Regions from separate parts of the Mus musculus genome. Here region 1 is linked to region 2. Evidence: chromatin loops called from intact Hi-C (ENCODE). Cell type or tissue: left cerebral cortex. All regions are shown on one strand. Links, peaks and the distances in the headings refer to the core of each region. The heading gives the core; the rest is flanking DNA.

What was found. Hi-C counts contacts between places; a loop is a spot of excess contacts. Peaks named below come from ENCODE experiments on the same cell type or tissue, not always from the same donor. Only the 100,000 strongest peaks of a DNase experiment are listed, where the experiment ranks them.
Region 1: it touches region 2 in a loop (2.9-fold over the local background); 2 of 42 quality-filtered maps call a loop at or near these places.

Annotation. Positions count from the first base shown.
Region 1 is chr14:119,135,027-119,141,768 of GRCm38, reverse strand. It overlaps Hs6st3 (heparan sulfate 6-O-sulfotransferase 3), which reads right to left and starts at 3,504. Exons shown (of 2, transcript NM_015820.3): 1 at 2,651-3,504. The coding sequence starts at 3,354. In left cerebral cortex, for the core only: a CTCF peak has its summit at 3,954; DNase peaks (open chromatin) are centred at 2,867, 3,357 and 4,073; H3K4me3 peaks cover 2,168 bases; H3K27ac peaks cover 1,848 bases.
Region 2 is chr14:119,212,701-119,219,442 of GRCm38, reverse strand. All of the region lies in intron 1 of Hs6st3 (heparan sulfate 6-O-sulfotransferase 3), which reads right to left. Among named protein-coding and RNA genes, the nearest start is that of Hs6st3, 78 kb to the right of the region's middle. In left cerebral cortex, for the core only: no CTCF peak of the experiment used is centred there; a DNase peak (open chromatin) is centred at 3,408; H3K27ac peaks cover 760 bases.

The DNA of each region.
Region 1 (6,742 bases), core at 2,465-4,964, 78 kb after region 2:
ATTAAGTACTATATACCAGCATATTGTGCTATAAATACATACTATGTTATGCATACTATAGATTAGTTATTTAGTTGTCATAACAGCTATATGGGACATTCTAAGTGTTACTTCTGTTACAAAGTAGGAGAGAATGTGCAACTCAGACTCAGGAAGAGTGTAACTTACTCCTAGTACGGAGAACACTCGAGATCCACTTTCTTCCAACTCCAGAGTCTTACATTTACCCATCCACAAGGGCATTGATCCTTAAGAGACAGGGGGAGGAGCTGCCAAGAGGGGACCAGAAGCAGAGCGCCCAGGGAAATAAAACCAACAGGCGTTCCTCCGCAATTTTGCTTAGAGTCAGCCCTATTTGAAGTAGAACCTTGTTCCCATTATGTAGCAATAGATTATCTGCCATTTTGCATTGTGGAAATGTACCCTGCATTATCCAGGCTAATCTTGTTGACTGTAGAATGCTGTACACAGACATTACAATGACAGACAACTAATTCAATCTTCTCTGCTAGCGAGATGCTACTATTAATGTCTCTTCAATTCTTTCCCTATAGCTTTTGAAGCAGGGCACTTCACATATATCACAGCTATTCCTTCCTACAGTATGTGGAAGGAAAGTAATTGAGACTCGCTGGGGAAAAAAAGACAAGTTGGGAAGAAAGAAGGTTACACAACGTGACACAAAACACCACAAAATGGAAAGCAAAGCAAAGCAAGCCCATGAGTGATGATGACCTCGTGACTTGTGGAGCAAAACGAAATGGACGTTGATGAGCCATGGGTAAACTGAGAACAATAGTTGCTTTAGATAGAAACCACATGTTTAAATAGTCAAGGTGAGATTTTCCTGTGTCAGAGAGTGCAAAGAGAGTGCACAGCTCCTAGAGAAGAAGACTCAAAGCTTGTGGCCTACACCAGGCCTCAACAGCAGGACCCTCCCCACCCATCCAAAACCCAACTACTACACAATTCCCATCCTCCTTAATACGTGTAAATCTTCATTTACTCACTAAGACGTTGCTCTATTTGTTTTTGTTTTGTTTTTTTTTAATACTGACACTCATTGAAGGTCACCAGGGGTTTTGATGTGCTAATGAAAGATTCCAGTTTTATTTACTACAATGGACAAAATGAAACAGGCTCCCAAACTCTTTGGGATCAACCAGGAATGTCTAACATCTAAATCAAAGGCCACTCCATGGAGTGATGTAGAGCAGAGACAATCTCACCGAAGTCACGTGCAATGCCGTGGGGAGGTTGAATGCAATACTTAACTTAGAAGTTTTAAGCTAAAACACAATGGTGGGTTTTAAAACAGTGTACTCAGTGTACTATTAAAATATTTACAGGTGTAAACCCCTTCAAGCACACTAAGGGAGAAAGACTATCAGCTTCTTATTCTCACCAATTTCTATCAAACACAGACGGTAGTAGCTGGGAGATAAAGCATTTAAAAACCTGCCAGAGTAAAAGGCAAAAAGATTCCTATAATGAAAGTCTGCTCGTTCTCAGGGAAATGAAGTAGAATTAGATGCCGCAATCGTGACAAAATTCAGAACCTGGGCAGAATCTGGGCAGTAAATGAAGCTTTTCACTGATGTCCAATGCAGAAAGCTATCTGACATCAACATATTGAGCTGACTGTTTCAATTCCTATTCCCTTACACCAAATTGTTTGAAACCTTTGAGATAAAAACTTCAATAAAACTAGTGTTCTGATCTTTTAATATTTTATTCCCTTGAGCATGTCAGATTAATCTCCAGATGGCAATGGGCAGAATGAGCGACCAACCATGTTCTTAAGCCCATGATTCTCTGAAAGGACAATAATGTAAGCAGCTGCATTGGCAGCAGAGACTTCAAACTTTCTCAATCCTCAACAGCAGTACTGTTTTAACCGGCTAGCTTTCCTCTCGCTCATTAGATCTTTGTATCCACTCAACACATACCCAGGCACACAGTAGGCATTTAACAAATAATGTTTAAATAAACTGTTGGAATGGCTTAAGGGGGAAAGAGGCAGGCAGTCTTACGAAGAACAGCATGAGTCCAAATCCTGGCATTGCCCAGCAACAAGGACCATCTCCAGAATTAGGGTTATCACAGTGGAGCACGATTTTGCACGTGTAGATCTTCAAAGCGGCATCAAGAGGATTGTTCTCTAAGCTGGCAAGCAGCCATCCAAGAGCCACTTAGAAGGACATTATGCTCCAGCCTCACCATTCCTGAAAAACTATGTCTGCACTCCCGGATCCCCTATTCTTTGGATTTCCACCACATAATTTAAGTTCAAGACTCGACCTCTCTCCCTCGACACCCTGGTTATTCCATAGCTGTTCTTTAGTGTCTGCTCCAAATACCTCATCACACAATGCTAGGCACTGTGCAGAATGCACATCAGGATGGCCGTGGACATGGCTGAAGGTGACAGGGGGTGGCAAGAAACAGTGAAGCATGGGAAAGAAACCAACTCAAGACACCCCCCCCCCCCGGTGGGTATCCAGCGGTTTCTCACCCTTCACCCAAATTCGCTGCCCACCCTTTGGAAAGCCACTGCCAAACAGCTAAGGGAGCGCGACGCGGGACTGGCGGGGTCAGGACTTGGGGGAAGGGAGTGGGGTTCAGGAAACCAACAGACGCGGGACAGTACCTGGTGTGGCTGTGGTTGCGGGGACAATCCTTCTTCTCCATGATGGCCGGCACGCAGTTGGTGAGCTCGGTCCAGTCGGCATGCAGCCCGCAGCTCCAGCCGGTGGAGAAGCGGGAGAAGAGCCAGGTCTCCTTCTTGCCCGGCCGGTGGCAGGTGCACTTTTTCTGGCCAGCTTTGCAGCTGCATGGCTGCTCCAGACGAATGTTCTTCACCAGGTGCCGGCCGAACGTGGTGCCCCCGGTCTTCTGGATGTGCAGGAACACGATCACATCCCGCCCTTTGATGTTGAAGTCCACGAAGCGGGTCAGGTCCTTGAGGGTGAAGTTGAATCGAGGCACGAACCGGGGCAGGGAGCCGTTTTCGGGCGCCTCGGGGTCCGGCTCCTCCTCTTCTTCCTCCTCCTCCTCCTCCGGGTCCCCGGGATCCTCATCCTCATCCTCGGGAGCCGCGACCCCACGAGACCCCTCGGGCGGTCCCCGGGGTGGCGGTGGCAGCTGGGGCCGCCGCTCCCACTCATCAAGGGGTGCTTGTGCCCGTCGGGCAGGACTCGGGACAGCGGGCGGGCGGGCCTCCCCGGAGCGGAGCTGCTCCCCGAAGTTGGTGCATGAGCTGGTGCAGGAAGGGGACACGTACTGGTACATGATGACCACGAAGAGGAGAGTGAGCACCGGCGTCAGCAGCCACTTGTTGAACCTTTCATCCATGGTCCCGTTCTCAGGCCGGCAGGTGAGGTGGCTGCGGCGCCAGCGGCGCGATCGGGCGCCTGCTCGGAAGTTTCGGGGACTCCGGGGCGCGGCTCGGAGCCCGCCGCTCCTCCATGCCCCTGCCGCCGAAGAGAACGGCTGTCTGGCTGCCCCGCCGCACTCCGGGGTTGGCAGAGCCGGGGCCTACGAGCGGAGCCGAGAAGACGGGCGCCGGCGCCGGCGGCTGTGGCGTGGGGCTCCTCTCGATCCCTGGGGCGCCGGGCTCCAGCCGGCTCCTCTTGTACCTGGACGCGGCGCTCTCAGGCGACACGGAGCATCCCGCCGCCGGTCGGTAGACGCTCAGGCGCTGCGGTGCGGGGTTCGTGTCCCGGACCTTCCCGGGGCAGCTGCGGTGGCGAGCACAGGAGCTGCATGAGGCTCACCAGGGCGCGGGCCAAGGGCGAAGGCTCGGCCCGGTCCCGCAGCCCCAGCCCTCCGCGTGCACCGCGCCCGGCACCTTTGCCCACGGGTCCCTGGGCGCCGAGAGCCCGCCGCAAGTTTGCAAAGCCGCCCCTCGGCGGCGGCGAGCAAGACGCCTCTGCGGAGCCGCCTCCCGGGCAAATCGCACTACTGCTCCGGGTCCGCCCGCCCAGGCGCAGGCAACGCGCACACACTCGCTCACGCGGGCTGGCACCGCCACAACCCGCCAGCCGGTGTGACAGGAGCCCTGCTACCCGCAGCAAAAAAACCTGCCCTAGGTACGGAGCATGCGCCAAAGCCTTCCTCAGCCCCGGAGGAGTTTCCAGGGGAGGAGTCCACGGCTCCGCGGGGCTCGCGGGAGGCTGCTGGGGGTGGGAATCCCTTCAGCCTGGAGCCTAGGGAGATCTGGCAGAAAGGCTACCGCGGAGCGAGAACAGGCCCCATGGAGGGCGTTGCTAGCGATGATCTGATTCCTCTAAATTGCAACATTGGCAGCTTTCTCAGTGTGAGAGTGGACAGAAACCTGGTTGGTCTTGTTTGCAGGAATAAAACACCCCTATGGCAGAAAGTCTCACGCAGACTAAACAGGCGGTTGCTTGTCCTTCCTCAGCAGGGTACATAGGTTCCAGACTTCATTTACTGCCTCCCAACACGCTCAAACTGATGCTCCAGTTTGTTCCAAGCTTCCTCAACTATGAACTTAGTAGGTCCAACACTACAACTTTATTCAACCAGCAACCATTAAAAAGCCTGCTTTATAAAGAGATTTGTGTTTGATGCGAACTCCCTTTCCATGGCTCCAAGACGCAGCCCTGCAGGATATAAGTCCTAAAATCCATTCCATTAACACAAAGTGGGCTCTTCGATGTTCAAGACTCGCCCTTTTCCCACCCCAGTAAGAAGCAACATCAGCTGCCCTCACCTGTGTTCCACAGTGAAGACCTCCTTCGTTGTCCACCGAGGTTTTCATTAAAAAACTTCTTTCGAGTGTGTACATTTTGAATTTGCCCCAGGATCCAAACTTCTTTGCTTAAATACACTTTATGGTTTTTCAGATAATGCATTGATACACCGTTCAATTCACATCAGTCTGGAGTATTTGACCCACGATGTCTAGACCAGCTAGGGCTGATTTCCAAGATAAGAGTAGCCCTGTGTTGACATTTGGGGCAATGCAGTGTGAGTCCCTGACCCAGACTAAAGGTGGCCCCAATAGTTACCAGAGCCACACAGACCCCAGTTGTGGTCTCCCACACCAGTCGCACCAGCCTACTGTCTCCTTGGGGGCACTATGCGGGACTTGTTCCTTTCTGAGAACAGTGTTGGCCTCTTCTGTCAAGTCCCCACATACAACCATCACTTCAAATCCAGATCTCCTTCTCGAACACCAAAGCTTGCTCATCAGAGGTTATTTTTATTGTTCTAGACAGGTGGAGTTCTTCCCAACAAAACATTCCCCCTCTGCTTCCACCCTGTTCTCAACTTTATGTGCAACTGCAGGACTGAGGGCTGTCTATACTGTAGAAGTCCAGGTTCCTAAGTAGGGTGCTAGATACGACGACTCCACTTCTCTAAAGCTTTTTGCACTCTTTTTTTCTCTCTCACTCAAGTTTAAATTCCTGGTAATGACACCATATGACACTCCAAAACAAGGAATTGTGCTTTTTTAAAAGCAGAACCCAGTAAAACCCAGCAATTGTTTCCTAGATGCATCGAATTGACAGGGACATTTTTTAAAGGCTGGAGATTGATTCCAGCCTTAAAATGCATGCACGGGTCCTGGGTTTCGATTTCCAGAGCTAATTATTCTTAAAGCTGGACATGATGGCCAGTGCTCCTAATCTCAGCATCTCTGCTAAGGAAGCAGAGTCAAGACACAAGCCGATCCCTAGGACTCTGATAACCAGCCAGCTTAGCCTACTGGGCAAGTTCCGGGCCAATGATAGACTCTGTCTCAAACAAAAGGTAGATGGAATTTGACGAACAACATCCCAAAGTGTCCTCTGGCCTCCACATGCACAAGAACACAAGAACACATGCTGGAGTGGGGGTATTTCACTTCAGGTAAAAAAAAGAAAGAGAGAGAGAGAGAGAGTCATTATGCCTTTGTACACTGTTTTATTGGAGAAATATCCTATTTTCTAGAATATTCTTAGTATCCATAGCTAAGTAGAGCCTTTATACACAAATGAGTAGTGGGAGTGTCGGTGGTAATCTGCAGAGTGGAAAAGCACTTTCCTACCCATCTTCTCATTTGCTCCTCAGAGCAGCACTCTAAGGAGATTCTACAAAAAGAAGATGGATAACATCTCATTTCTGAGATGAGGAGACTGAGCCAAGGAAAGCCAGGTTAGAGCAAAGTCAAAGCTAGAAACATCTAACACTCTGAAATCCATTCAAATCACCACCCAAGAAATCCACAGAACAACAGAAACACAGCTCACAGCTTCCTCTCTCCCCTCCTGAGACCCTGGGAGGCAGGAGACAGGGAGAGACAACAGCGTTGCTACACAACAATTAAGCTGTTCTCCCTCTCCCTATGGCTTGCCAGGCAGAGCAGAGCAATTTCACATCCTGCGATGTTTGGGTATCTAGTCAGAGTTTCCAGATAAACAAAGGAAAGACAGTACCGATCATAAATCGACTGCGTCATTACTAAAATAGGTCATTTATGAGAATTTCAGAAGAAAATGTTGTAAAACTATAATAGTCATGCTGTTCATAACTTATGTGTCCATAAGTATGTCTGCCCTCATAACAGTATTCAAAAAGCATTATCCCATAATCCTATAAAAAATCTTTCCTGTTATTGTTTTTACCTTCAGTAAAATAGATAACAGGGTGCCACCATTTCCTTGAGATAATTGGAGGAAAAACAATGCACAGATTCAAGGCAATTGCATAGATAATTCAGGCTGTGCTCAGAAAC
Region 2 (6,742 bases), core at 2,328-4,827:
GGCACATGCCTTTAATCCCAGCACTTGGGAGGCAGAGGCAGGTGAATTTCTTAGTTCGAGGCCAGCCTGGTCTACAGAGTGAGTTCCAGGACAGCCAGGGCTACACAGAGAAACCCTGTCTCGAGAAAAAAAAAAAAAAAGAAGAAGAAGAAGCCACTATCATCCATGAATTAAATGATTTCTTTTCTTTGAACCTATATGTATTAATTTTTCAAAGGACGTATTCTTTAGGACGTAACTATTTTTCATTGGTGTGATGCAGGTGACATTTCCATGACATTGGATGCCTGCTACCTCTCTTTCCAAAGTTCCATAATACTAAAGTAACTACTCATTAAGTTGACATCTGAGCGCTTCTTGTAATATCTGACGCTAAAGCAGTTATTTTGATGTCTCTGCTAAAACCATCTAATTATGGTGTTTCTTCATAAAAAAGGTAGTCCATTAATCAATATCTGAATGTACTTCAAGTCCTCCCTACCATCCTTATCTGAGATTAAATCTTTCATTTTTAAAAATAATTTCAATACAAACTCAGAGGCCTGTGTGTGTTCTACAGGATGAATCACTTAATGAACCCTTTCTACCCTGGAGATTGATAGCTCCCCACCACCTTCCTGAGCTACATCAAGGTGTCCTTTGCTGTCACTTGCTGATCAGTCATTTAAACGTGCATCTCCACCTCTTGCTGCCCCTATTGGGCATGCAGCTAAACGGGCTCTCTGCTTCCCCATCTTCAGTCTCCTCCTATGCAGTTCAGAGTCCCTCCCACAGTTCCACTGGGGCTTTTTATCAATCTGAGGCCTACGGCTTTCCTTACCTCGTCAGCTTTTCTCCAGTCCTAGCATTTAAAACAATTAACTTTCCTACCATATTTAAACTTCAGGGAGATCGGCAAACTTAAGAAAATTCCTTGGCTGCCTCGCTGCCCCTGCAGGAAGTGTTTGCTATCGGGATCACGGGAAGTGACTTTATTTTTAGGCAAGGGGAAGAAAATGTAAGTAGGCTGAACCACAGGAGCAAGATGCTCTTCTCCACCGAGGGTCTGCTGCTCCCCTCCCCCGTCGAGAGGCAGCAGCCCAGGTTCAACCCTAGCACCACCACTTAGCAACTGTGCTTCCTGAAGGGGGACACAAAAATTTTCCACGACTCTCAGTGTCTTTACCTATGAGATGGTGACGATTCCTTCTTCATCTGGAGATGCAATTGAGGGTCAATGATCGGCGGACAGTTCAGATACAGCAGGCAGGTTGCATGCATGAACTGCTAACCAATTAAACACCTAATTTATTAGAATCACTATGTGATGATCCCGGAATAAAGCAAGTGGAAACACCTCAAAATGTAAACCAAGTAGTTCTAGTTTTATTGTAAGAAAATTCTAATTTTGCTTCGTAGCTATCTTCCCAGTCTTCAACAACAGGCAATGGTTTCAAACCAATGAATGTGCTAAATAAGCAGAACAGGTGAGTTTGGGGAGCCCCGCCCTCTACGCCCTGTCTGGACGAACGTGCCCTCACGTGTTCTAGGAAGAGCAGCAGCAGACATGTCCGGATTAAAAACGCCCTGCTGAAGCTCGCGGCTGAATTACAGGCTTTAGCATCTGTAATTCCAAGTCATTGGGCAATTCTATTATTTCTTGTCATTCTACCAAGACAACTACTAAACAGCTTTTCTACTGTTCTGTTATTTAAATCAAGGACTGCAGTTTGCACGAGGAAGTGCGGTTTGTCTCATTTTAAAGTAGAATGGAAGGAAAAATGCTAAAATAGGCATCACATTCCCAGGTGGAATTTGGTCTGCAAAGCATGGGCTGAGCTCAGCTGGTTAACTCAGGTTCCCTTCCAGCCTGAAATTGTGATTCCAGGCCAGGCTGCAGTCCTCCTCGGTGCTCCTTACAACAGCACCTCACAAACAGGCAAGTGAGACTTGGTGGAGATTCAGAAGTGTTTTCCTTTCACCAAGGCCACGCTGCGTCCCATGATGGCTATCTCTGTGACCGAGTTCCCAGCTGGAGTGCAATGTTAGAGAAACATGCATATGTATGCTGGATTCATGGGCTCGAGGTACAGTTTCTGGTGAGACAGTGATTTGGAGCAAGTGTTGTGGCTGAGGACATGGTTCAGTGGCTAGACTGCTTGCTAAGCAAACAAGACGGACTGAATTCAGATCCCTTAAATGCATGCAACACTTGCACACATTGGCAAGTGCACACAAACAAACACTTGGGCCCAGTGGCAGGTGCACACAATCCCAAACATTCGGGAAGCTGGATGCTCACTAGTATTCACTATCCAGGTCATCTTGCAAAGCTGGTGAACCCTAGTCCAGGAGACTCTGTCTTAATAATTAAAAATATATATATAGAGAGAGCAATAAAGATGCCAGACATCAAGAGGAAGGGAGGGAGGGAGAGAGAGAGAGAGAGAGAGAGAGAGAGAGAGAGAGAGAGAGAGAGAGAGAGAGAGAGAAATGTTGAAGAATGTGACTTTGTATTCCGGAAAATCTCGGGGAAAAATACCCTTGTACTACTGATATGATTCTCTGTATTAATGATGCCATTTCCTTTCAGGGCCACAGTAATTACCCAAAATGCCACCTGCTTTAGCCATCTTTACTTCTAGACAGCACACACATTTCCTCTCTGCCAGCCCCACAAGGTCTTCATTAGAACCACCACAGACCCAAAATAAATAAAGGCTAGCTCTCACAGCCTAGAGGCCCAGATTATTTTAATATTCCAAGAGTAACCAAGGCAACTAGAGTTTCAGAAACACAATATTACTGCCAATAAAACTTTTTGATTTGTTCAATTTTTGTATGACAGTTATTCTTTAAAACTGAAAATAAATGGTGTTAACTTCTAATGACAATTGGAAAATTTTTAGTATTAACTTTCAGCTTTATAATCTAAGTCCACATCAGTAAAATCACCCTTAAAAACTTTATGTACACACACACACATATACACACACACACACACACACACAGAGTTTATTTATATACTAGAGATATCACATCTTTGGGCATGTATTTATAAATAGGCCCAAAGAAATTTTCATGGAAATGTTAACGATTTCCATAAAAATTTCTCACATATTGCACGACACTTGCATATAACGTTTTAATTAATTACCTATTCACAAAACACTTGGGTACTTGCACATTTCAGCATGATTAATGCAGCATTAGTATGAGGACACAGTAAAGACTGTCTCATAAACCTCTCTTCAAGATGGTGCACACTTTACGGAGCACCACAGCTCAGTCAATGACCCAGCGGCCTGGCAGATAATGCTCCAATCTGTTCTGCACAAGATTCGGCCTCTTCCGGCACTGTTTGATTTAGGCCAGATGAGTCACATGGGAGATCCTCGGGCTATCAGGAAAGCTGGAGCCAGAGCATGTGGCACTTTGCAGCTCCCAGAAGCCAATTCAAAAATAGACTTGTGTGTGTCCTTCCTTCCTCCCGAGCAAATGCTGGGATTGCAACTGCTGTAGAGAAATAACTGGAAGGCGGGGAAGAAGCACATTCAGAGGCTGCCTCTGAATAGCTGCTAGGGGTGAACCACGGACCAGGGCAGTGAACTCCTCAAACATCGCCAGTAGATGTCTCCTCCAAAGCACCCGAACACATGCAAAAGGAATTCCAGATGGGAAGCCAGGGACTCAGAGCAGCGAGTAGCAGGGGTCTGGGCCCCACGCTTACAGCTTCAAGGACTGAGAACTGCTGTTCCCTTTAAGGAAACAAGGTGGGAAATCTATAATATCCCTGAGCAGTTTTTATATGTCTAACCGATCAGCCCAAGAGATTCCCCAAAGGCTCTTCTCCCTCTAAATTTGTATAAAGATCTAATGAGAAACTGACCAAATATGGCTGAAACTCAAAAACATCTGCTATACTGTACCAGTGTACCGAGGAGTCCCAGCCAGAAACAAAAGTCATAAATGTCCAGCTGATTGTTAGTCCTCAAAGGGCACCATAGAAGAAACGGCAAGGAGAAGAGTATACGGCTGCAGGAACCTCCATAAGGTTGCATTCTACAGGCCTGACGTCACACAGTAGACATTAGAGGTTTGATATTCTTGCATGGTTTATTGTTTTGTGTTTGCCCCTTAGGTTGAGTGGGTAGTGGTTATCTCTAGTTACATTCGGTCTTGATGGAACTCACCCTGTCACCTCCCATCACAGAAACCTAAGTTGGAGCCATCCCTCCACAGTACAAGGGGTGAGGACAAACATATCTATATGTGTCTCCAGTCAGGTTCTTGAGTCTCCCATCAATTCTATGATCCACAAAGCATTTTTGAAGCACTGTTTCTCTGCTGAAGGCAGGGAACACCCATGACCTTTGCATGAAATCAAGCAAAGGACAGGCATTAGCACATGTGCACACACACACAAACTTACCATGGGATAGACCACACATACAAACCTACAGCCACCAACCTATCCTAATAGACCACACCTCTGTTCAGATACACTGACCAAGCTAACACTATGTGTCTTAGTCAGGGTTTCTATTCCTGCACAAACATCATGACCAAGAAGCAAGCTGGGGAGGAAAGGGTTTATTCAGCTTACACTTCCACACTGCTGTTCATCACCAAAGGAAGTCAGGACTAGAACTCAAGCAGGAGCTGATGCTGAGGCCATGGAGGGGTGCTGCTTACTGGCTTGCTTCCCCTGGCTTGCTCAGCTTGCTTTCTTATAGAACACAGGACTACCAGCCCATGGGTGGCACCACCCACAATGGGCCCTCTTCCCCCTTGATCACTAATTGAGAAAATGCCTTTCATCTGGATCTCATGGAAGCATTTCCTCAAGGGAGACTCCTTTCTCTGTGGTAACTCCAGCCTGTGTCAAGTTGACACACAACACCAGCCACTCTAATAGGGACTGATTTCAGGAAGTCTTCTCCAGTCACTGGGTCTTTTTCAACCACTTGATTTACAAAGTGTGCCATTATTCGTGCTACCTCTCCACTCCTTTCAGATGTAAATCGCAGCCAGACTCATGCTACTTTGACAACCTGGGAGCTTCTCAGGGGACTCAGGTGCCTACATAAAATCAAGGCAGACAAGAGCCAGTCTTTCTGACTCTTCAGGTGGGGCAGAGCCTAACATTGGTGAGCATCCTCCTATACATTTTCAGACTACCCCTTATCCTGAAGATGTGATAAACTTTAGTGTTCCCTTGTGTGCTGACAATTAGCGAACACCAATGGTCTGGACTTCACCCCAGCTTTTGAAGATGCTGGTACCCTTGTGTCAGCAGGGTTCAGAACATGGTTTGGTCTCTCCCTTCCCTACTACAGTGACCTTGAATAAAGTCTTCTTGCCTATTGAGCTGTAAAGCTCTCTTGTGCTTTGACATCATTCATTGTCCCTTACGAAGGGGAACTGTGATCCTCACCTCCAGTGACACAGGGTTTGCTCCATATCCTTACCACGTTCAATGAAGATAACAGTAGGACTTGCTGCTTGCTGGCAAAAAGCTGGGAATTAGCCTCTAACCTTTCTTTTCCTTCTTTCTAGGGTATCTTTCCCCATAGGATCTCCTCTGCCCATCTGGGTTCGGAAGTCGAGTCAACAAGAGTGCATCTACAGCTGACCCCTTTGTGCCTCAGAGAGTGAGCATGAAATGCACTATTGAAGTGGATGTGTTTACAAAAGATAAAGATATGTTCTATGGGGTGAGGGTGAGGTATGGGAGGAAGGGGGTGCCTCGGCGGTCCCATGTGGAAGCATTCTTTCCCCCTGAGGGACCAGTCATATGATGGTACAGTATAGAATAGAGTGTATTCGGGGCATGGGGAGGGGAGTTAAGAGAGTAGTAGAAGCAGAGAAAGGCAGAGAGAAGCAGAGAGTAGAGAAGTAGAGGCCGGCCATGACCTTGAGCACATGGAGAGAGGGGCAAGGGAAGGGAGTGGGAAAGGGGGGAGCAAGAGCAAGACAGAAACAAGAGATCAAGAGAGGGAGGAGGGGGCAAACAACCCCTTTTATAGTGGGTCAGGCCTACCTGTCTGTTGGAAGGTAAATGTGGGCAGGAGCAAACCTGGCTGTGGGCAGGAGCATACCTGGCTCTTGCCAGGTAACTGTGGGGTGGAGTTTAGACAAAATGCTAACAGAAGTTGTGAGCTACTACAATTTGAGGATTATTAATACTGCACACAAAAAAACAAAAAAAAACAAACAAACAAAACAAACAAACAAACAAAAAAAAAAACCAGCAAGCTTGCCTCCTAACACACCCTTTCTGGCTTTAACCCTGTGCAGTTTAAATCTTAAAGGTCCCACTAAGTCCCATGTATTCGAGGCACAGTTACCACCCACAGTGCTACTGAAAAACTGTAGAACCCTTAAGGTCTAATGGGAAGAAGCTAAGTCCTTTCGAGTATAGACTTGAAGGAAATATTAGCGCCCACCTTCCTCTTTGCTCCCTGGATGACATGAGGTAAGTAGCCTACAGCCCCAACGTGCTCTCCCTGCCGTGACAGACATGCAACCTCACCACAAACACAAACAGCAACAGAGCTGACCAAGCATGGACCGAGACTTCCAAAACTGTGAGCCAGTAAAATCATTTGTACCTTTGCAACCAATTGTCTTGGGTATTTTGTTATAGTAGTGGCACTAAAGGAAGGACTAATTAACACACACTAAAATGTGGGATATTCAGAAGGCGTCCAATTATTTCTAACATTGACTGTCATGAAAAAAAAGTTATTTAGACAGTCCT